Linked DNA regions of Homo sapiens: region 1 is linked to region 2. A link is a loop called in an ENCODE intact Hi-C map of the cell type or tissue named here. Cell type or tissue: ascending aorta. All regions are shown on one strand. Links, peaks and the distances in the headings refer to the core of each region. The heading gives the core; the rest is flanking DNA. Region 1 overlaps ERH (ERH mRNA splicing and mitosis factor). Region 2 overlaps GALNT16 (polypeptide N-acetylgalactosaminyltransferase 16).

Region 1 (10,642 bases), core at 424-8,423, 75 kb before region 2:
CTCAGGTTATTACAGGTGAGAGTTAATCCTTCGTCTCTTGTCACCAAGTTCCGTTTTTATGTCAAACCCTCTGAAACTTTTAGTCAAAGTGGTTTAGTTCTTGATGGGGAGAGAAGGGTATGATAACCCTTGGTTTTGCATGTCATGTTAAATGTACTATTTTTCCATTGTTTATTCAGAAAGTCTGGGCTTCAGCTATTTCTGTTCCAATTTGATGGTTAAAAATTCTGATCATTTTGTCCAGGCGCGGTGGCTCACGCCTGTAATCCCAGCACTTTGGGAGGCCGAGGCAGGCAGATCACCTGAGGTCGGGAGTTCAAGACCAGTCTGACCAACATGGAGAAACCCCATCTCTACTAAAAAGACAAAATTAGCCGAGCATGGTGGTGCATGCCTGTAATCCCAGCTACTTGGGAGGCTGAAGCAGAAGATTCGCTTGAACCCGGAAAGCAGAGGTTGCGGTGAGCTGAGATCGCGCCTTTGCGCTCCAGCCTGGGCAACAGGAACAAAACTGTCTCCAAAAAAAAATTATGTTATTCCAAAACAGTTTAGGGTTCCTGTTAGGAAATTTTTGTTTTCTGGTTTTTGGCTGAAAAATACTAGTACAGCAGAAGAGAAGGAAAAAGGTGAATAGTTTGATTTGGGACTGGATTTACAGTGGAGTTGCATCATACTTGCATTTAATTAACCTTACACATGTAGCAGAAAATTGGATGGGTCATATTTTCAACAGACCAGTGAATTCTCAGCTGGATGAGATTTTTTGCTCCCCAAGGGACATTTGTAACAAAGAATCAGTCAACCCAAAAGGTAATAGAGCCCACGTTGAGAAAACACTGAGATTGATTTGTTAGTGACTGATCACTAACAAAAACATGTTTCCCAGTGAGCACGAAGTGGAAGACAAGTCTGTCTGCTATGGGCATTATTTCACATTTCTCATAGTGTGATGACCTAACTTTCTGTGTGATTCTAATATGTGATTTTGGTATGAGAAAGCCCAGTAAGGCAAGTCATCTACTAGGTGAATAGTTTAATGGATTTTTAAGGGTAATTCTTATGATATGTTTATATTGCTAATTTATCTACTGCTTTAATGTTAAGTCTAACCCCTGGATAAAATGTGACTTTGCTCTTACGCTGAGGTTGGAAAAAAAGCTTAAGTTGAAACCATGCTTGTGATTATTATACTATTTCCCCTTTTGTTTCCTTTCATCAGCCCATCTGAGTTTTTATTAGTGACTTAAGAGCATTAAAGATGGAAAGTGACCACTGGAGACAGAAAACCTAAGCAGGTTTATAATTTAGTTGGGAAGAAAAGATAGAAAAGGAAAAGGAGGGCAAGGTAGCTTATACTGATTACTTGTAGGCAGTAAGTACGGTAGGACTGGGAGACTTAGGGAGACCGTACAGCAGAGTTGTGAATCCAGCTAGATACTATACTTAGACTAAGACATCAATATTTTTGTGGGAAAAGTATCCTAATGACTTTTTTTTTTCTTTTAAGAGATAGGGCCTCACTCTCCGATGCAATGGTGTGATCATGGCACACTGCAGTCTCAGCCTCCTGGGCTCAAGGAATCCTCCTGCCTTAGACTTCCAAAGTGCTGGGACTACAGGCATGCACCCGGCAAATTTTATTTTTTTGTAGAGACAGGGTCTTGCTATGTTGCCCAGGTTGGTCTCAAGCTTCTGGCCTCAAGTGATTTTCCCCCTCTCAGCCTCCCAGAGGATGAGGATTATAGGCATGGGATGCCATGCCTGGCCTCTCTAATTACATTTTAATAACTAGCAATCATTATTGCATTACAAATGGGGATTTTTTTTTATCATACTATGAATTTCTCAAATAGAAACTTATATTGAAATCATGTTTTCCCCTGCAGTCTCACACCATTTTGCTGGTACAGCCTACCAAGAGGCCAGAAGGCAGAACTTATGCTGACTACGAATCTGTGAATGAATGCATGGAAGGTGAGTTTAACACTAATCAAGGGGTAGAAAAATGTCTCATTTAGGAACTGGGTTTTTCCCCTCCAAATTTTTTTTTTTTAATAGTCCATCCACCCCAGGCCCTGCCTTTATCACTTCCAACCCTCCAAATTTATTGAATTGCTAATTTTAGGAGGGAAAGCAGATATTTAGGATGGACCATAATTATTGAACATTTTATTTATTTGTTTGTTTATTTATGTATTATTTGAGACAGAGTCTCGCTCTATCACCCAGACTGGAGTGCAGTAATGCGATCTCGGCTTACGCAACCTCCGCCCCCCAGGTTCAAGTGATTCTCTTGTGCCTCAGCCTCCCAAGTAGCTGGGACTACAGGCATGGGCCACCACACCCAGATAATTTTTTGTGTATTTAGTAGAGATGGGGTTTCACCATGTTGGCCAGGCTGGTCTCGAGCTCCTGACCTCAAGTAATCCGCCTTGGCCGGTTGAACATTTTAAACATTAATTATGTATATAGTATCCTCCTTGCTACAAGTATTAGGTGTTTTTTTTTTTTAAACTAATGTATATAATGAGTGACTTTCCAGAGCTGCTTGTTGTTTTATAAATATTCTCTTCTTATTTGTCACATGTTATTTTGTTACAGTATGGAAATATTTTACAGGTATCCCTTATATATTCTGGTTAAGCTCAAACACTATAGGCTTGTGTGTCTGTCTGTTTTTAATAGGTTGTTTTAATAGATTTAAGGGATACAAGTGTAGTCTTCTTATATAGATATATGGCATAGTAGTAAAGTCTGGGCCTTTTTTTTTTTTTCCTTAAGACACGGGGTCTTGCTCTGTCACCCAGGCTGGGGTACAGTGGTGATAATGGCTTATTGCAGTCTCAGTTTCCTGGGCTCAAGCAGTCCTCCTGCCTCAGCCTCCCAAATAGCTGGGACTAGAGGCACCTGCCGCCACACCTGGCTAATTTTTTGGTTTTTTTATAGAGATGGGGTCACTGTGTTGCACATGTTGGTCTCAGACTTCTAGCCTCAGGCAGTTCTCCTGCCTTAGCCTCCCAAAGTTCTGGGATTACAAGCATGAGCCACCGCGCCAACCAAGTCTGGGCTTTTATTGTAGCCATCACCTGGTGTACATTGTACGCAGTAGTGATTTTTCATCCCTCACCATTCTCCCACCTTTTGTAGTCTCCAGTGTCAGTTATTCCACTCTGTCTGTCCATGTGCACACATCATTTAGCCTCCACTAATAAATGAGAACATTAAATGTTTGACTTTCTGAGTTACTTCACTTGAGATAATGACCTCCAATTCCATCCATGTTGCTGCAAAGACATGGTTTTATTCTTTTTTTAATAGCTGAGTAGTATTCCATGGGATGTGTGTGCATGCATTCTCATACACCACATTTCCTTTGTCTAGTCATCCATTGATGGATACGTAGTTGATTCCATGACTTTGCTGTTGTGTATAGTACTGCCGTAAACGTATGAGTGCAGGTGTCTTTGTTTCTTTTTGTTTTTTGAGACAGAGTCTCACTCTGTCGCCCAGGCTGGAGTGCAGTGGTGCATCTCAGCTCACTGCAACTTCTGCCTTCTTGGTTCAAATGATTCTCCTTCCTCAGTCTCCTCAGTAGCTGGGACTACAGGTGTGTGCCACCACGCCCAGCTAATTTTTGTATTTTTAGTAAAGACAGGGTTTCGCCACGTTGGCCAGGCTGGTCCCGAACTCCTGACCTCAAGTGATCCACCCACCTCGGCTTCCCAAAGTGCTGGGATTACAGGCGTGAGCCACCACTCCAGGCCATCTACTCTAATTCTTAAAGAAGAACATGGCATTTTTTTCTTCATCTCTTTACAGATCCATTTCTCTGCTGACATTTCTGCCTGCTATTGATGTAGATTTTGTATGCAGGCTCTCTTAGCAAATTGTTACCTAACCTACATTATCATGTTTGGTCTTTGATTCTGCAATACTCTTATTTCTCAGGGCAGTTTCAGGGTTCTAGAAAAATTGAACAGAAACTACAGTTTTTCCGATATTACTCTCTTTCTTCACCCCTACACAATTTCCCCTATTATTAATGAATTTCACTGGTGTGGTGCATTTGTAACAGTGGTGAACCAGTATTCATTACTGATACATTGTCATTAAGTAAAGTTCATAGTTCATACTAGGTTTCATTCTTATGTCCTACATTACTGTGGATTTTCCCAAATGCGCAGTGTCATGTGTCCGCCATTACAGCATCACACAGAATGGTTTCACTGCCCTGCCCTAAACATTTCTTGTGCTCTACCTATTCATCCCCTCCTACCCCACCCTCAACCTCTGGGAACCATTGGTCTTTTTACTGTCTCCATAGTTTTGTCTTTTCCAGAATGTCATATAGTTGGAATCATTATCGTGTGTGGCTTTTTCTTAACTGGCTTTTTTTACTTAGCAATGTGCATTTATTATGTTTCCCCCATGTCTTTTCATGACTTGGTAGCTCTTTTTCTAAAAATTAAAAGTGGTGATTTATTTCCCATTTAAAAAACTAAAACAAAAAAATGTTAAAATAATTATTAAATAAGTTCTCACATGATGTGGTTGCCAAATGGTAATTTTATTATTCTTTTTTTTTTTTTCTTGTAGTAAATATTCCCCTGTAGATCAGAGCATTTTTTTCCTCCCCCCTTTTTTTTAAGAGCAGTTAAAGACTTTATTTAAGACCATGTTTTTAGAGCAGTTTTAGGCTTATGGGAAAATTGTTTGGAAAGTACAGAGCTCCAGCATACGCCTTCTTTCCTCCCCTTCTTAGTTTCCCCTATTAGTGCATCTTCTATTAGTCTGATTACACTTGTTGGGATTGGTGAATTAATATTCATAGATTATTATTAACTAAAGTTCGCAGTTTATGTTAGGGTTTACTGTATGTGTTGAACATTCTGTGGGTTTTGACATGTATAATTACGTGTATCTACCTTTACTGTATCATACAGAGTAGTTTCACTACCAGAAATCCCCATTGCTCCACCTATACCTCCTTCCCTGCCACCACCCCCAAACCCCTGATCTTTTTACCATATCTGTAGTTTTGCCTTTTCTGGAATGTCATGTTAGAGTTACGGAGTATGAAGCCTTTTCAGACTGGCTGCTTTAACCTAGCAATATGCTTTTTTTTTTTTTTTTTTTTTTTTTTTGGCGTGCGAGACAGAGTCTTACTCTGTCACCCAGGCTGGAATGCTGTGACGTAATCTCAGCTCACTGCAACCTCTGCCTCCCTGGTTCAAGCGATTCTCCTGCCTCAGCCACCCAAGTAGCTGGGATTACAGGCCTGCGCCACCATGCCTGGCTACCTTTTTTTGTATTTTTAGTAGAGACGGGTTTTACTGTGTAGGCCAGGCTGGTCTCAAACTCCTGACCTCAAGTGATCCGTCCACCTCAGCCTCCCAAAGTCTGGGGATCACAGGCATGAGCCCCCATGCCTGGCCAACCTAGCAGTATGCTTTTATGGTTCTTACTTTTTGTGTGTGTGGCTGCATAGCTGATTTCTTTTTATTGCTGAATAATATTCCCTTGAATGAATGTACCATGGTTTGGTTATCCATTCACTTATTGAAGAGCATCTTGGTTGCTTCTATTTTTTGGCAATTATGAATAAAGCTGCTATAAACATTTCTGTGTAGGCTTTTGTGTGGACCTAAGTTTTCAGCTCATTTGCGTAAATACGTAGGAGAGTGATTGCTAGATTATGTGGTACAAGTATGTTTAGCTTTGTCAGAAACTGCCAAACTGTCTTCAGACGTGGCAGGACCATTTTGCATTCCCACCAGCGTGAATGAGTTTCTGTTCCACATCCTTACCAGCATTTGGTGTTGTCACTGATTTAGATTTTAGCCATTCTAAGGTATCTTATTGTTTTAATTTGCAATTCCCTAATGACATACAATGTCATCTTTTCATGTGCTTATTTGCCATCTGCATCTTTATTGAGGTATCCAGATCTTCTGCCTATTTTTCATTGAGTGATTATGGTTAAGTTTTAGGAGTTCTTTGTATATTTTTAGACATTAGTCCTTTATCAGATAGATGTTTTATAAAGGTTTTCTCCCCGTTTGTGGTGTCTTCTCACTTTCTTAATAGTGTCTTTTGGAGCACAAAAGTTTTTTATTTTTATAAACTTTAACTTGCATATTTTTGTGTTTTTGGTGTCATATCTAAGAAACCATTGGTTTATCCAAGGTCACAAATATTAATGCCTTTATTTTTTTCTATGGGTCTTATAGTTTGGGCTCCTACTTTTAAGTCTCTGGTCTGTTGTAGAGATGTGTCCAACTTCATTCTTTCACATGTGACTATCCTGTTGTCCTAGCATCATTTGTTGAAAATACTGTTCTTTGTTGAATTGTTTTGGCATGCTTGTCAAAAAGCAGTTGACCATAAATGTGAGGGTTTGTTTCTGGACTCTCATTTCTGTTCCATTGATGTAGATACCTATCCTGATGCCAATACCATATTGTCTTGATTGGAGTAGTTTCATAGTAAGTTTTGAAATCAGGAAGTTTGAATCCTCCAGTGTTTTTCTTTTTCAAGATTATTTTGGCTGTCTTGGGTCTCCTGCATTTCTGTGTCAAACTTAGGATTAGCTTGTTGGTTTCTGCAAAAACAGCTTGGATTTTTATGGGAATTGCGTTGAATCCGTAGATCATCTGAGGGAGTATTGGCATCAGGTCTTCCAACTCATGAACATGGGATGTCTTTCCATTTATTAAGCATGGTGTGGTGGCTTTACTTTCTGCATGGCGTGGTGGCTCACACCTGTTATCCCAGGACTTTGGGAGGCCAAGGTGAGCGGATTGCTTGAGCCCAGGAGTTTGAGACTAGCCTGGGCAACATGATGAAACCCCTGCTCTCCAAAAAGTACAAAAATTAGCTGGGCATGGTGGCGCGTACCTGTAGTCACAGATCCTTGGGAGGATCACTTGAACTTAAGAGGTCAAGGCTGCAGTGAGCTGCAATTGGGCCACTGCACTCCAGCCTGGGCAACAGAATGAGACTGTGTCTCAAGGGAAAGAAAAGAGTCCTTCCATGACATTTTATAGTGTAGGGTGTACACGTTTTGTACTACTTTTGTTTCGTTTATTTCTAAGAATTTTATTCTTTTTTACGCTGTTATAAATGGAGTTTTCTTAATTTTATTTTCAGACTTGTTGTTAAGGCATAGAAATAAAATTTATTTTCATATACCAATCCTATATCCTGCAACCTTGCTGTACTCATTTCTTAGTTCTAATAGATTTTTATTGTTTCCTTAGGATTTTATATCTGTAAGATAATGTCATCTGCAAATAATGATGGCTGTACTTCTTCCTTTCCAATCTGAAGGCCTGTTATCTCTTTTTCTTGCCTAATTGCCCTGGCTAGAACTTCTAGTACAATGTTGAATACAAGTAGCGCAATAAATATTCTGGTATTCTTCCTAATCTTAACAGAAAAGCATCCCGTCTTTAACCATTAAGTATAATGGAGGCCGGGCATGGTGGCTTATGCCTGTAATCCCAGCACTTTGGGAGGCCGACGCGGGTGGATCACCTGAGGTCAAGAGTTCAAGACCAGCCTGGCCAAAATCGCAAAACCCCGTCTCTACTAAAAATACAAAAATTAGCCGGGTGTGGTGGCACACACCTGTAATCTCAGCTACTCGGGAGGCTGAGCCTGAGGCAAGAGAATCGCTTGAATCCGGGAGGCAGAGGTTGCAGTGAGCCGAGATTGTGCCAATGCACTCCAGCCTGGGCAACAAGAGCAAAAAATCCATCTCAAAAAAAAAAAGTATAACTGTGGGTCAATGCCTTTTTAACATATACGAATTTATTTTCCTAGTTTTTATTTTCTTTCCATTCATTAACTCATGGGTGATATTCTGTGATCACAATGTAGTATGCCAGTAGCAATAAAAAGCCCTAAGATAGTTGTTTAATAGTTCTGTGGTTGAATAGTGTTTTTATTAGGAAATTTATAAAGTTAATTTGGAGCTAATAAAAGGCTTATGTATACAGTATAGGACATGTTTTTTCTAGATAACTAGCATTTATGTCACTTAGCCATTCATCATAGTAGTCTTAAAATAGTTGACAGCGGGAATAGACTGAAAAGGTGTATTCTCCTTTTGTGGGAATAAGAAAGGAGAGTATCAGGCCGGGCACGATGGCTCAAGCCTGTAATCCCAGCCCTTTGGGAGGCTGAGGCACGCTGATCACCTGAGGTCAGGAGTTCAAGATCAGCCTGGCCAACATGGTAAAACCCCGTCTCTACTAAAAATACAAAAAGTTAGCTGGGTGTGGTGGCGGGTGCCTGTAATCCCAGCTACTTGGGGGGCTGAGGCAGGAGAATCGCTTGAACCCAGGAGGCGGAGGTTGCAGTGAGCCAAGATCTCATCATTGCATTCCAGCCTGGGCAACAAGAGCAAAACTCCATCTCAAAGAAAAAAAAAAGGAGAGTATTATTGAATAAAAACTAAATAGATAATATACTCTATAGCTAATTATAATTAGTAATGTGGGCTTGCTATTAATGATTTTGCTCATTATCTTTTTTATTATATTTAAGTACTTATATCCTTGTTCATGTGCTAATGCTTTATGTGTATTATTTCAAATAAACCTCACAATTCTATGAAGAGGCACTCTTAACTCTGTTTGACAGGTGTGGTTCAGGGAATGGCGTCGTTTGTCCTCGGTTTGACAGGGGCAGAGTTGGAACTAAAGTCTGTCTGAATCCATAGTCTAGGATTTTTTGTTTGTTTGTTTGTTTGAGACAGAGTCTTGCTCTGTCACCCGGGCTGGAGTGCAGTGGCCGATCTCGGCTCACTGCAATCTCCACCTCCCAGGTTCATGCCATTCTCCTGCTTCAGCCTCCCGAGTAGCTGGGGCTACAGGTGCCTGCCACCATGCCTGGCTAATTTTTTGTATTTTTTTAGTAGAGACAGGGTTTCACTGTGTTGGCCAGGATGGTCTCTATCTCCTGACCTCGTGATCCGCCCGCCTTGGCCTCCCAAAGTGCTGGGATTACAGGCGTGAGCCACTGTGCCCGGCCTAGTCTAGGATCTTAAATATACATTAGGATAATCTCTTTCCTTGTTGCCAATTTTTTTTTTTTTTTTGCTCTGTGGCTTTAGGAAGAATTACTGAAAAACCTGTTAAGACCCACAGTGTTATTTGTTTGAGCCATCAGATGGCAAGTCTTTAAAGCCCCTTAGCTCCAGTGGTTTGAAGTAATCATTTTATTATTAAGACACAAAATAGTTACATCAACATTGTGGTGAATTTCTCAGCTGCCCAGACTGGAGTGCAGTGATGCAATCACGGCTCACTGCAGCCAAGTGATTCTCCCACCTCAGCTTCCCAGGTAGCTGGGACCACAAGCACACGCCATCACGCCTGGCTAATTTTTTAATTTTTGTAGAGATGAGGTCTCCCTGTGTTGCCCAGGCAGGCTGGTCTTAAACTGTGGGGCTCAAGTGATGCTCCTGCCTCAGCCTCCCAAAGAGCTGGGATTACAGGCGTAAGCCACTACACCTGACCTGGTGAATTTATAAAATAAAAAAGTATTTGCTAGTGGCAATAATCAAAAGCCATCAATCTATCATCTTTTCCCCAGCCCAACTTTATTAAAGTAAATATGATATCAACATATAGCACAGCTCATAAGCACTGCTCATATCTAGAAGTGTATGCGATTGTAAGATTTTGCTTTTTTTCCTATCCTTTCTTAGGTGTTTGTAAAATGTATGAAGAACATCTGAAAAGAATGAATCCCAACAGTCCCTCTATCACATATGACATCAGTCAGTTGTTTGATTTCATCGATGATCTGGCAGACCTCAGCTGCCTGGTGTAAGTATTAGCCAACATGTCTTTTATCTTGTATTTTCTATTGCTTTTCTGTCTGTTTGAGGTGATTTATGGTATTGGGAGCTAATTATGTGCCTGATACTGATCTTTGCATTTGCATAGTGTATAGTAATTAATATTTCTCTTACAGAAATAAGAGATTGGCAACATAAAGCCAAAGGCACAGAAAAAAATAACTTTGCTAATTGATATAGTTAGTATCCAGAAAGGATCCTAATTCAGAAGTTCCATGTGCCTCTTCTTTGTTCCTTATACCTAATTTTTTTTTTCCTTTACAGTCTTTGTCTTAAAGCCATTGGTTTTGGATTAAAACTAAGATTATCTTTTTTTCATGACATTTCAAAAACTTAAATATGCGTATAGCTGAAATTTAATTTCAATCCTACGCTGTGTAAGTACGTATATTTTGGTATGTTAGAGTGAGATTTTTTAACATATTTGTTATAGTTTGTATTGATAATCTGCTTCTGACAATTACTAACAAGGAGCATAAAGTGTTACTGTAGACTTACCTAATCTTTTTTACATTAGCGAACAGAAATTGAGTGTAAATACAGCTCATTTAACCGAGGAAAATGGAAGCACCTTATGATACAATACTCAATCATCAGATACTTGAATATTTATTACATGTCAGGTGCTGTGCTAGAAGTTGAAAGAGCAGTGATGAGAAATATACAAGTCTTACTCATAGGCACTTCCTGGATCACCACTGGAGCCAATCATGGAATGTGGCTGCACCATGCTGTCTCCCCAAAAGTTCCAAAACACGCATTTCCTTGGGATGT
Region 2 (10,642 bases), core at 971-8,970:
CACACCCAGCTAATTTTTGTATTTTAGTAGAGACAGGGTTTCACCATGATAGGCAGGCTGGTCTTGAACTCCTGACCTCAAATGATCCACCCACCTCAGCCTCCCAAAGTGCTGGGATTACAGGTGTGAGCCACCGTGCCTGGCCCACCTCAGCTTTCTGACAGGGCCCAGCAGCAGCATGTGGCACCTCATCAACCCACCACTACCCTGGATTTAAAGCGTCTCATTTAAAAATGTACATAGCCCCCAGGGCAATTCCCCCTTTAAGTTTCTCAGTGAGCACCTGAGGCGGTTCAGAGTCAGGTAAGCTGGGGGGTGAACAGAGATTATCCAGGGCAAGCCCTCAATTCACAGATTGGGGCCAACAGATCCTCTAGACCCTGGGACTAGGTCAGCCATGGCTAGGGCTGCCCATGAAAGGTCTCTAAGTGGAGCTATGTGGATGTAACCTCTTCTGCAGCACAGGCAGACAGGAGGGGATGCTGCCCAGGACTGGGTGAGAAAGAACTTCTGAGGCCCAGAAACAGCCAGCAGGCCTGGTGGTGTCCTTGCCGCGAAGCAGGAGTACTGCCTTACTTGGCTGCATGAGTGGTTTCTGGAGGCTGACAGTGCTGGCGTTACAGGACAGCAAGGCCAAGGTCTGGGGCTCCCCCAGCCCTGTGTTCATCTCACCTTGCACAGGCCACCAAGCACCCTGGACTTCAGGCATGCATCTGTGAGTGACAAGGAAGGTGCTAGAACCAGGCCCTCTCGCACCCTCACCTCACCTATACCCTTTGTGCTGTGGAGTAGCTGCTTCAGAAGTAAAAGCAACCTTGATCCAAGTCATTGTTGCTACCCTCAAGCCAGGACCAGACGGAGGCCCAGCCTAGCTTTGAGCACACAGCTGCAGGCACAGCCGTGAGTCAGCTCCAACAGCGCCCTGGCCATTCTGTGAGATGTCTGCACAGAGCACAGAAGAGGGGCCCAACCTAGCCCGGGTTGGGAAGGAGCCTTCCATGGAGGAGAGGACAGTGAGCCAAGTGTCCTCGAAGTGAGCCAAGTAGCTCAAAGGGTAGGTGGGGCGGAGGAGGTGCGTTTAGGCAGAGGAAACAGCATGTGTGAAAGCAAGGAAGGAAGGAGGGAGGAATCTGGGACTGCAGGACCATCAAGTGCTGGGGGAAAGGTGGGTAAGGCCAGGTCATGGGGAGCGGGGGGTGGTGCTTCAGCATCAGGAACTCAGACTGTTCGTGCAGGTGACGGCAGGAAGAGGAAAGACTGGAGATGGTGACTTTCACCCTCTAGACAGAACACACAAGGGCATAGACCCAGAGAGGGGCTAATGCCTTGCTTAAGGCCGGTCACGCACACTGAGCTGGGATGAGAGTGGAGGCTTCCTTGGTCCTGGTCTAAGGCCTCTCCCACCTCACCATACTGAGAGAACTAAGAACAAGACTAGGAAGCATTTCTGGGAGTTGCTGAGGAGGTGGAGCTGTGGTGCAGGAAAGGGAGGTCAATGGGGTGGGCCACAGCACCCCACTGTTTGCAATGTGCAGGGCTGTGACTCTCTCCACTTTAGGCACCACCAGTAAGGCCCCAAGAGCGCCTGGCTCACCCACTGCCACGGACCTCCTTTGGTCCCCTCCCAGGTCACTTTTGCTGGGGCGCCAGACTGAAGTGCCTTGGGGCCTCCTTGGCCCCAGCGGAGCGGTTTCCTTGGTCTTGGCAGGGCCTCAGTAGGCCAGGTAAACCAGCAACAGAGGGTGAGGGTTTTTGAATGTCTAAATCACTGGACACAGTCTGAGGAAATCATCCTCATTTCTTAGATACACGTAAAAGAAGACAAACTAAACAATGTTGGCTTTCTCTCAGTCTTTCTTCCTCCACTGACACGATGGAGGCCGTACCTGTAATGGCGGGTGTCCCGGATGGGCCGGTCTGGGCTCAGCTTGTCACTCTCCAGCTGGTTGAAGGCGTGCTGTCTGTAGGGGTCCTCTCCAGCCTTCAGCTGCTTGGCCGACAGGTAGGCCTTCTCATCAAAGCCTTTCGAGGGAGTTCCTGTCACCTGAGATGAAGGTCAGCATCAGAGAGGACCACAGGCAGGAGGACCCCACTGCTTGGCGAGTGCTCAGCACACACCAGGCGGGAGCCAGCCACGTGGCCTCATTTGTGCCTTACGCCAACTCTATGAGGAGGAGACCATTATCTCCCCCACTGTACAGAAGAGAAAACTGAGGCTCAAGAGGGTTTCTTTTTTTTTCTTTTTTTCTTTTTTTTTTCTTTTTTTTGACACAGGGTCTTATTCTGTCACCCAGGCTGGAGTGCAGATCTTGGCTCACTGCAACCTCTGCCTCCCAGGTTGAAGCGATTCTCCTGTCTCAGCCTCCCAAGTAGCTGAGATTACAGGTGCGCACCACCACGCCTAGCTAATTTTCATAGTTTTGGTAGAGGTGGAGTTTCGTGGTGTTGGCTAGGCTGGCCTTGAACTCCTGACCTCAAGTGATCCACCCACCTCAGCCTCCCAAAGTGCTGGGATTACAGGCATGCGCCACCGCGCCCGGCCATCAAGAGGCTTTTTAAAAAGCATCCAGGGTCAGAGCTATTAAGTCACAAGGTCTGGATTTAAACTGGTCATTCCGACTCCAAAGCCCATGCTCTTAACCAATGTTCTTTGCGGGATATTGGGGGGGTGAGTCCTGGAGTGCACCAGACCTCTAAGGCAAGGTGTCCTGAGGGGACTACAAACCAGAATGGATGCTGCCAAGCGCCTGCAGATTGACAGTCTCCTAGGCAGAAACTTGGGCCTAGCCCTGGCCTAGGCATTATATGAGGCACCCGATCAGTAAAACACCAGGGCTTGGACAATCTGCTGCATAAAGAACTACCTGTAAGGACAGCAAACCCCTGCAGGCTGATGCCAGAGCTACCAGAACTCAAGTGCTCAGACAGTGATGCATCTTCTCTGGGACTTTTGCTTGCTCCTGAAATGGCCCCTGTAAGATCCACTGGTCCCCAGGCACTAAGTGCTGGGCAGTGATGGATGGCAGATGCCATTGCCCATCCCGTTCCTTCATGGCCACACCCTACCCTGTGCTCCCAGAGTCTCCAGCAACAGACACTGGGGAAGGACACATCTGAAATTAACAGATGGATGCAAGCACCCTGACATCTCATTACTTGAACCAAACTGCTGGCTGGATGTTCTCCAGAGTGCCATGAAATATCATCAACTGTGGGTACATCCCAACTCCAACTTTCCGCCCAACCATCAGCCCTGGGCTGAAGCTGGGGCCCCAGAGGAAGCAGAAAGGAGGGTGAGAATTGCCCACTCACAAAACTCTTGCATGAGGATGCTATCACAGGCCTAGTCCTAGAGGGATGGTCCCAGCAAGGCAGCTAGACCTGTGGGGAGTGGATCGCTGTGTGGAATGACACTGGGACTGTCACCAGCAGCTCAGGGCCTCTATGTTCCCCTGAGAGCCTAGCCCCCGACCTCACTGGACAGGCATGCCCAGGGTCCGGGGAGCTCTGATCTCCTGAACTGCTGCCACTCTGTAGCGATACTACCTTCTAGGGTTGCCTCCTGTCCTAGGAGCCAGTTGGAGGTTCCCTGAGGGCAGAACAGTGAGGGAGATGTCCTCGTGTCCACTGGGCCCACCCCATGCTAGACACAGATGCTCATGATGGTAACACTGCTGTGGCTGCTGTGTGGAACACTGAGGTGGTGCCATGCCAGAGACTGAACAGATGTGGCGGAGCCCCCAGTGAACTCAAAATCCATTTCAGGAAAGACGGAAGATGGAAGGAAGGAAGGAGGGAGAGAGGGACAAAAGGAATGTTCTGGCTTGGGCCCTGGATCGCCAGAAGGATCCAAGCCATCCAACTCTGAAAGGGAGAGTGATTCTTTTTGTCCTTCCCACCTGGGAGAGCGATGGATGCCCTCTTAGCTCTAGGTCAGGGAAATGGAACGGAGCCTCCAGTTGATGGCAAAGGAGCTAAAATTAAAGAAAAACTGCAGAGGGATGATTTGCTGAAGCTCCCAAAGGGAGAGTATGCACTTCGTTATCCTCCAGGTCAGCTGTGGGAAATAGCCATGTTTGTTTATTTAGGACTTACGGCCACTCTGTGGGCTCAGGAAACCTCTGAGTCCTCATCCCACACTCATTCATTGCCCAGTGAACATTGACTGACAGTCACCCATCTACCAGGCACTGGGGCACCCTTCTGAATCACCTAAACATGCATTCATTTGTTTATGAATGCTTGCATTCACTCATCCATTCATGCATGCATTCATTCAACAAAGCTCCACCAAGCGCCTCCTATGTGCCAGGAAGCAGAAGTAAGGTTTCTGAGATAGTTCCCCCTGCCCCAGCCTGCTGCCTTCCCCACTTCATTCAAGGCTTCCTCAGGGCCATGGAGACTGTTGGGGAAGAATGTCTGCTCAGGCCCAGGCTCTCTAGAGAGGTTCCTCCCAAGGCCTCGAAATTGAGTTACACATCCTCAAAGATGCTATTGGGAAAAGTAAAGTCTGCTGTTCCCTTCCACAAGCCATACTCTCTGGGTGGTCCAACCCCGCTCCAGGTGGTATCAGGGTTTGGGGTTTGACTCTTCACCTGTGAGACAGGTGTCATGGAAACAACAGGCCCAGAGGCCTTAGCTCTCCTTTCAGGATGACCCTGCTGTTCCTTGGGGTTGGAGCTGAAATGTCAGTTGGCCCTGAGCCAGTGAAGTGAAGGGGATCCTGAGGAAGGGTAGGTTGTGGCTCCTGGCCACAATTCCATGACCTCTGAAGGGCTTTCACTTCCTCTCTCCTCAGCTCTCTCTGGCCTCGCCCCGGTCACCACCCAGAGCCGTTCTACTTCCGATATGTAACCCCAGTTCCCATGCCCAGATCATAATCATTTCCTTCCAGCTCTTGAACTCCTCCTTTTGCCTTTAGCCCCATTCTTTGATCTTGAGACTTCAGGTCTTTGAATGTCCCACGGGTGCCCCTAACTTGGCATCTCAAAACAAATTCCCCACTTATCCCAAAGCTGCTGCTTCTCCTGCATTCCCTGTTGCCGAGATGAGCAGTTCCACCCAAGTCATGAATTCACAAAATCGTCTTTGATGCCCTCCCATGCTCCATAGCCTGATTCAATGTCTGCCCTGTGTATTCATAGGCAGTGTACTTAACAACACTGGTATTAACTCAGCAAATACTGAGTGAAAACCTACTATGTACATACACTGGGTAAGAGGCTGGGAATGTGGAAATAAACAAAAGGCAACATAACCCCTAGAACAGGAATCCAAGCATCTGGTCCCTTTCATGCCCCATCCCATGCCAGGCTTGGCCATGGAGGATCAGAAAGAAGAAACCGCCAACCCCAAGCTCAGAGCGGAGCTGGAGAACTGACCACAGAACCTCACCCCACCCTGACTCCCACTGGAGCAGGAGTCTGCAGATGTCGTGTGACCAGTGGATGCTGTTTCCCTCCTCCCCTCTTCTAAAGGGGAACTGTGCTGCTGCTAGCCTGCATTCCATCCATGTTGCTCACTAAGTGTATTGGCGAGGGAGTAAATGCATCATTTGGCACTTGGCTGCAGGACCATGAGGAGCTATATCTGGACCAGCTCAAGAGACTGGAGATCCTGGGCTTGGAGCCACTAGATGGGACTAGCTTGGCTGCCCTCTCTGGAGGGGGTAGTGAAAGTATTTTGGGTTGTTGGTGGAATTCTTATGTCAAGCAGGGGCACATGTCACATGACACTGACATTTGTGCTTTACTTCTCTTTCTTTTCCACTAGATGGTGAGCTCTTCCTCATGGGGCTCCCTGCACCTGGCACACAGTAGGTACTCAACAGGTGGTTGCTGAATCAAGGAATAGATAAGTAAATGAATGAATACCTAAATATTGTCCCTGCTCTCAAAGGACCTATAATCAAATGGAGAGAAAACAGCAAACAAATGGGACCCTGTGATACATCACGTGACCTTCAGTGCCCCCCCCCCTCACAGACTACAAGCCCCCAAGCTCACAATGGCCTGAGGCGCTCTCTGGGCAGGTGTCACCTTGCTGAACTTGCTTCCACTGCTGCCCCTTACTTGCTCTGCTCCAGCCACACTCTCTTTCTGTGGAAGGCTCCTCTGTGTAGGGCCTGCAGGGCCCTGCTCAAACCTCCTGCAGGACGCTGCTCAAACCTCACCTCCTCTGTGAGCCTTCCCCAACCACCACATGTAACTCTGTGACCCCAACCCGACCCTCTCATTCCCTGCCCTCCTGCAGTGTTTTGCTTCTCCTAAGGCACTCATTGCAATCTCACAGTCTATATGTGCTTTACTTATTTATTTTAGGGTTTTGGCTACCTCTCCCCACAAGATTATAAGCTTCACTAGGGCAGGGGTTTTCTGTTTTGTCTCATGCTGAATCCCAAAGCCCAGAGAAAAACCTTGGTGATTGTAGGCACTCAAAAACAATAGCTACTGAATACATGTGTAATCTCAAGCCTCTCCTTCCTCCTTTCCCCACCATCCCTGCACCCTTGGCCAAATACAATACTTGAGACTGAGGTGGACCAAGCCGGCGTATGGTAGTTTGCCTGTCTTGGAGATCTTCTTCCCCACTCATAGGCTTCTGGCAGGACTGTCATTCACTGTCCCCTGTCCCACCAACACCCCAAGCACCACCACAAGGGTGAGCACAAGACCCTGGCTAGGCCAATCTCATTACTGCACCTCTAGACACAGTGATTGGTTCAGGAATGGTCATTTGATTTGATCTGGGCCAATCAGAATCTTCCCTGAGACTTTTCTATACAATGAACTTTTTTTTTTGCCAGCACTGCCAAGCGTGCAAAATGAGAATCTTCTTGTCCATCACATGGAGAAACCTTGTCTGAAAAATGAACCAAGAAGAAACAATCAGAACCAAGAGATGTAAAGTATCTATCTACCTACCTACCTACATATTTTTTTTTTTAAAAACTGATTTGAGTTGGGTGTTCTTCTCTAGTGACCAAAAGTTCAGAGATATCAGTCCTGCAGTTCTTCCAATAAATAGAAAATCATTCTCCACAAGTAAAAAACAAAGTCAAACCCAAAACCCAACAAGTGAGTCACTGACAACAATGACAGTCACTGGTGTCAACACTCCATTCCAAAATATCAGGCCCGTCTTTGGCATTTGGCCAGTGGCTTAAGTCTAGAGTTGGGTGGGGCATTCCCAGCCTTCCCCAGCAGGCAGGGCGGTGTTCAGGCTTTGAGACTGGGGGTTCCATCTGGACCATGGCTCCAGAAGCCCTGGTGTTGCCATGGTGAGGAAGGAAGGTTGGGGAGATGGTGAGTGACAGGCTGACGAGCCTCCCACATCCTTCCAGCCTCCTGCTGAGAGTTCTTGGCTGATGTTTAGACAGTTGCCTCCCTCCCCAGTCTTTGTACTTTTAGGGAGTGCCAAATCCAGCACTTCCGTGTCCAATAGGTCAATCACATCTGAAATGGTTTAAGTTGAAATAATGACTTTTTTCTATAAAATGGGAAGAATTACTGTCTCACCTTGGACAGCTTTATTTTCAGTCTATCATTTCGATTAGACCTTGAAACTTCCCTAACTTGCTTCAGTTTTTTTTTCCAGCTAGATTTGCTTATTGCTTCCTGCTAAATTTAGGAAACAAACAGCAAAGAAGAAGGTTTAAAATAAGAAAGGAAAATATTTTCCATGTCATTTTCATCAAAAACAGTTCAGTCCAAATCTCCAAGCCTTGTAAACTTTCTTTTAAAACATACACATACCCCTAAATTTTAGATTTAAACAGCTCTGACTCATTTTAAATAATTGTTGCCCAATTTTCTTTTACTGCCAGTAAAACAGGTACCTGCTGGGTTTACCTTTCACTAAATTTCAATGAAACTGCAAGTAAAAAGGCTCTGGCCCTATTTTATGGATGGCCCCTGACTTTTTTCCTGAGTCTGCTATAAACCAAAAACACCTGGTGAATAAAATGTGATTTCCAACCACTCCCCACTCCCCTGGGAGTAAAATCTTACCTGATTCTCTGTCCCAAGTTGAAAGACTGCCATTCATTATGAGAGCTGGGAAGCTAAGCACATAATTCGACATCTCTGAGCTCAAGGTCTCAGGTTCCAACTCTTCCAAATGAAAAGGAGGGTTCCACAGGGCCTCCCTGAGCCTGCCTCAGGAAGTAGCCAACCCCACTGGGCTGCCAGTGGTCTCATCCAACCAGACAAGGTGCTGCAGGTTGCACAGGGCCAGGAACCTCAGGTTGGGTACAGGGGAGGCCTGAGTGGAGTATCAAGGGTCCCTCAGGAGTCTGCTCCAGACATGTCCCCATCTTCTGCTGCACATTGCCTCAAAAGTGGCAATTATAGAAGTGACTGGCCAGGGCTTTGAACTCTCATGGCTCTGGTATAGAATGGCAGTTCTTACTGCTCTCTGGCCTTGGAAAGTCACTTCCCTTTCTGAACATGTTTCTTCTTCATCTGGAAAATGGAAATTATCAAGAATGCAATGCATATAATGTGCTTTGCACAGTGCCTGGCACATAAATTGTGATTATTATTATTAACTAACGAATTGTTATTAACTATTATTATATACGTTGTCTGCCTTTTTGTCAGTAGTTCTCAACCTTGGCCACACATTAGAATCACGTGGGAAGATGGCAAAAAGCCTGATGTCCAGGCCATACCCAAGACCAACTAAACCAGAATCTCTGGAGGTGGGACAAAAGCATCAGATGTTTTTAAAGCTCTCCAGGCAGTTCCAATGTGCTACCAAGTTGAGAGCCGCTGCTTTGTACAAACTCATGATGGTGAGGGGCTAATCACAGGATCTTGGAACTACGAGGGACCTTAAAGGCTATCTCCTCTGACCCCGTTCCCAGGAAGGCTAACCGCGAGTCTGGTTTTTGGCCTATATTTGTATTGACCAGGAACTTCACCATCAGCAGAGCCAACTGAAACTCAGCTAGAGCCACCATGGTTACTATGGAAATCCACTACCTTGCAACACTTCTGTCCCACAGGCCTGGGAGGCCCTAGTTTAATTACATATCCAGAACACGAGATAGGAGCTGCCTGGGGAAACCCACCTAAGGCCTCCAGTTAGATTTCCCAACACATCCTAATATGACTCCTCCAGGGGTACTGATGACTGCACAGCTTTCCAACACTACTGGTTTCACTGAGAAAGAGTTCCTGTGGCCTTATGAGTGCTTGTGGTTCCAGTGATCTCACCAAGAAAGTGGAGGGAGGCCCACTGCTTATTCCCCTAGGGATCTGAGCCACCCAGGGTCCTCTACCTAAGGCTAGGCCAAGGCATCAGGCCCGCCATTCCAGGCAGTCTCTGCTCAGACCCGAGGGTCCTCTCCAGGTCCACCAGGCTCCCCAGGTCTCCATTTCCCGCCCTTTGCCCAGCCCAGAGGCCATCTGCGGATGGAGGGAGTGTGAGGCTGGTCCATGCCAGAGATATGTGATGCTCGGCTTGCATCTGCTTATCAGTTTCGCCAGTGCAAATCAAGCATCTCTGAGTCTGTGAAGGGTACAAAAGCCCTACCTGATCCTTCCAGCCACAGCTGCTGTAGCCCAGAGTATGGGGGGAAGACTGGGCATCTTCAACAGGAATGAGCTGATGCTGACGGCTCATTGAGGGTCTACTGTGCACTGGGTGCTATGCCAAGGGCTTATTTCTATCTCCAAATGCTCCTCTTATTCTTATTTTACAGAGGTGGAAACTGAGGCCTAGAGGTACAATAGTATGCCCAAGGTCACATAGCTGCTGAGTGGCTTAGCCGGGACCAAAATTGAGGCTGTCTGGCCACAGAGCCTAAGCACAAAGCTTTCTCTGTGTGCCTTCAGACCAGCTTGTGGCTCAGATGTCCTTGGCATCCCCTCTTGCCAATTCTGAGTCCTCAGCTCCAAAGCAGGCTGGCCTCTGGTGCCCGGCACACAGCTGAGTCCTGACAAGCTCAGGCTGGAGGTCGCTTCCTTCCTTGGCTCAAGGATCAGGGCATCAGCTCGTGGCTCAGATAGGGACTTGCCCAGTGCTGTCACTCCTTGGCCTGGACATGCGCTTCTTGACTATGGCTCAAAAGAACATGGAAGAACAGAAAAATACAAGAGTTTGTGTACTCAGACCAAATCAGCACACCACCAGATTTCCTGGGTCCTCTCAGCCAGCGACACCCTCAAGGTCCTGATGACCCTCAGCAGCAGTCACACCTAACGGGAGACAAAGTCATTCTTGCTCAGGGTACCAGTCCCTCAAACAACCTGGTCCTGCTCTATGGCTGAGGAAAAGGACATGAGCAGGATGAACTGCTGAGACAGGACAACCTCAAGGCAACTGAGGCCCCAAGAAACACCCTCTGGGCTAACATGGGGTCCAGGTCGGTGCCACTTCTGCTGTAGTCACAAGCGCAAAGCGTCAAGGTCTGCATGCCATCATTGTACTTCAGGTATTTCACAGTCAGTATCTATCGAACACGGACTGATCACAGTTAATTTAAAAAAAATTTTTTTTAGAGATAGGGTCTTGCTCTGTTGCCCAGCCTAGAGTGCAGTGGCATGATTCTAGCTCACTGCAGCCTCAAACTCCTAGGCTCAAGTGATCCTCCCACCTCAGTCTCCTGAGTAGCTGGGACTATATATATTAGACAGAT

The links. Peaks named below come from ENCODE experiments on the same cell type or tissue, not always from the same donor. Only the 100,000 strongest peaks of a DNase experiment are listed, where the experiment ranks them.
Region 1: it touches region 2 in a loop (5-fold over the local background); 2 of 110 quality-filtered maps call a loop at or near these places.

The regions. Positions count from the first base shown.
Region 1 is chr14:69,386,157-69,396,798 of GRCh38, reverse strand. It overlaps ERH (ERH mRNA splicing and mitosis factor), which reads left to right. Exons shown (of 4, transcript NM_004450.3): 2 at 1,887-1,974; 3 at 9,716-9,836. It also overlaps a transcript of GALNT16 not described here. Among named protein-coding and RNA genes, the nearest start is that of ERH, 6.8 kb to the left of the region's middle. In ascending aorta, for the core only: no CTCF peak of the experiment used is centred there; a DNase peak (open chromatin) is centred at 5,208; H3K4me3 peaks cover 62 bases.
Region 2 is chr14:69,312,113-69,322,754 of GRCh38, reverse strand. It overlaps GALNT16 (polypeptide N-acetylgalactosaminyltransferase 16), which reads right to left. Exons shown (of 15, transcript NM_001168368.2): 2 at 1,887-2,044. Among named protein-coding and RNA genes, the nearest start is that of GALNT16-AS1, 57 kb to the right of the region's middle. In ascending aorta, for the core only: no CTCF peak of the experiment used is centred there; DNase peaks (open chromatin) are centred at 4,804 and 5,514; H3K27ac peaks cover 1,566 bases.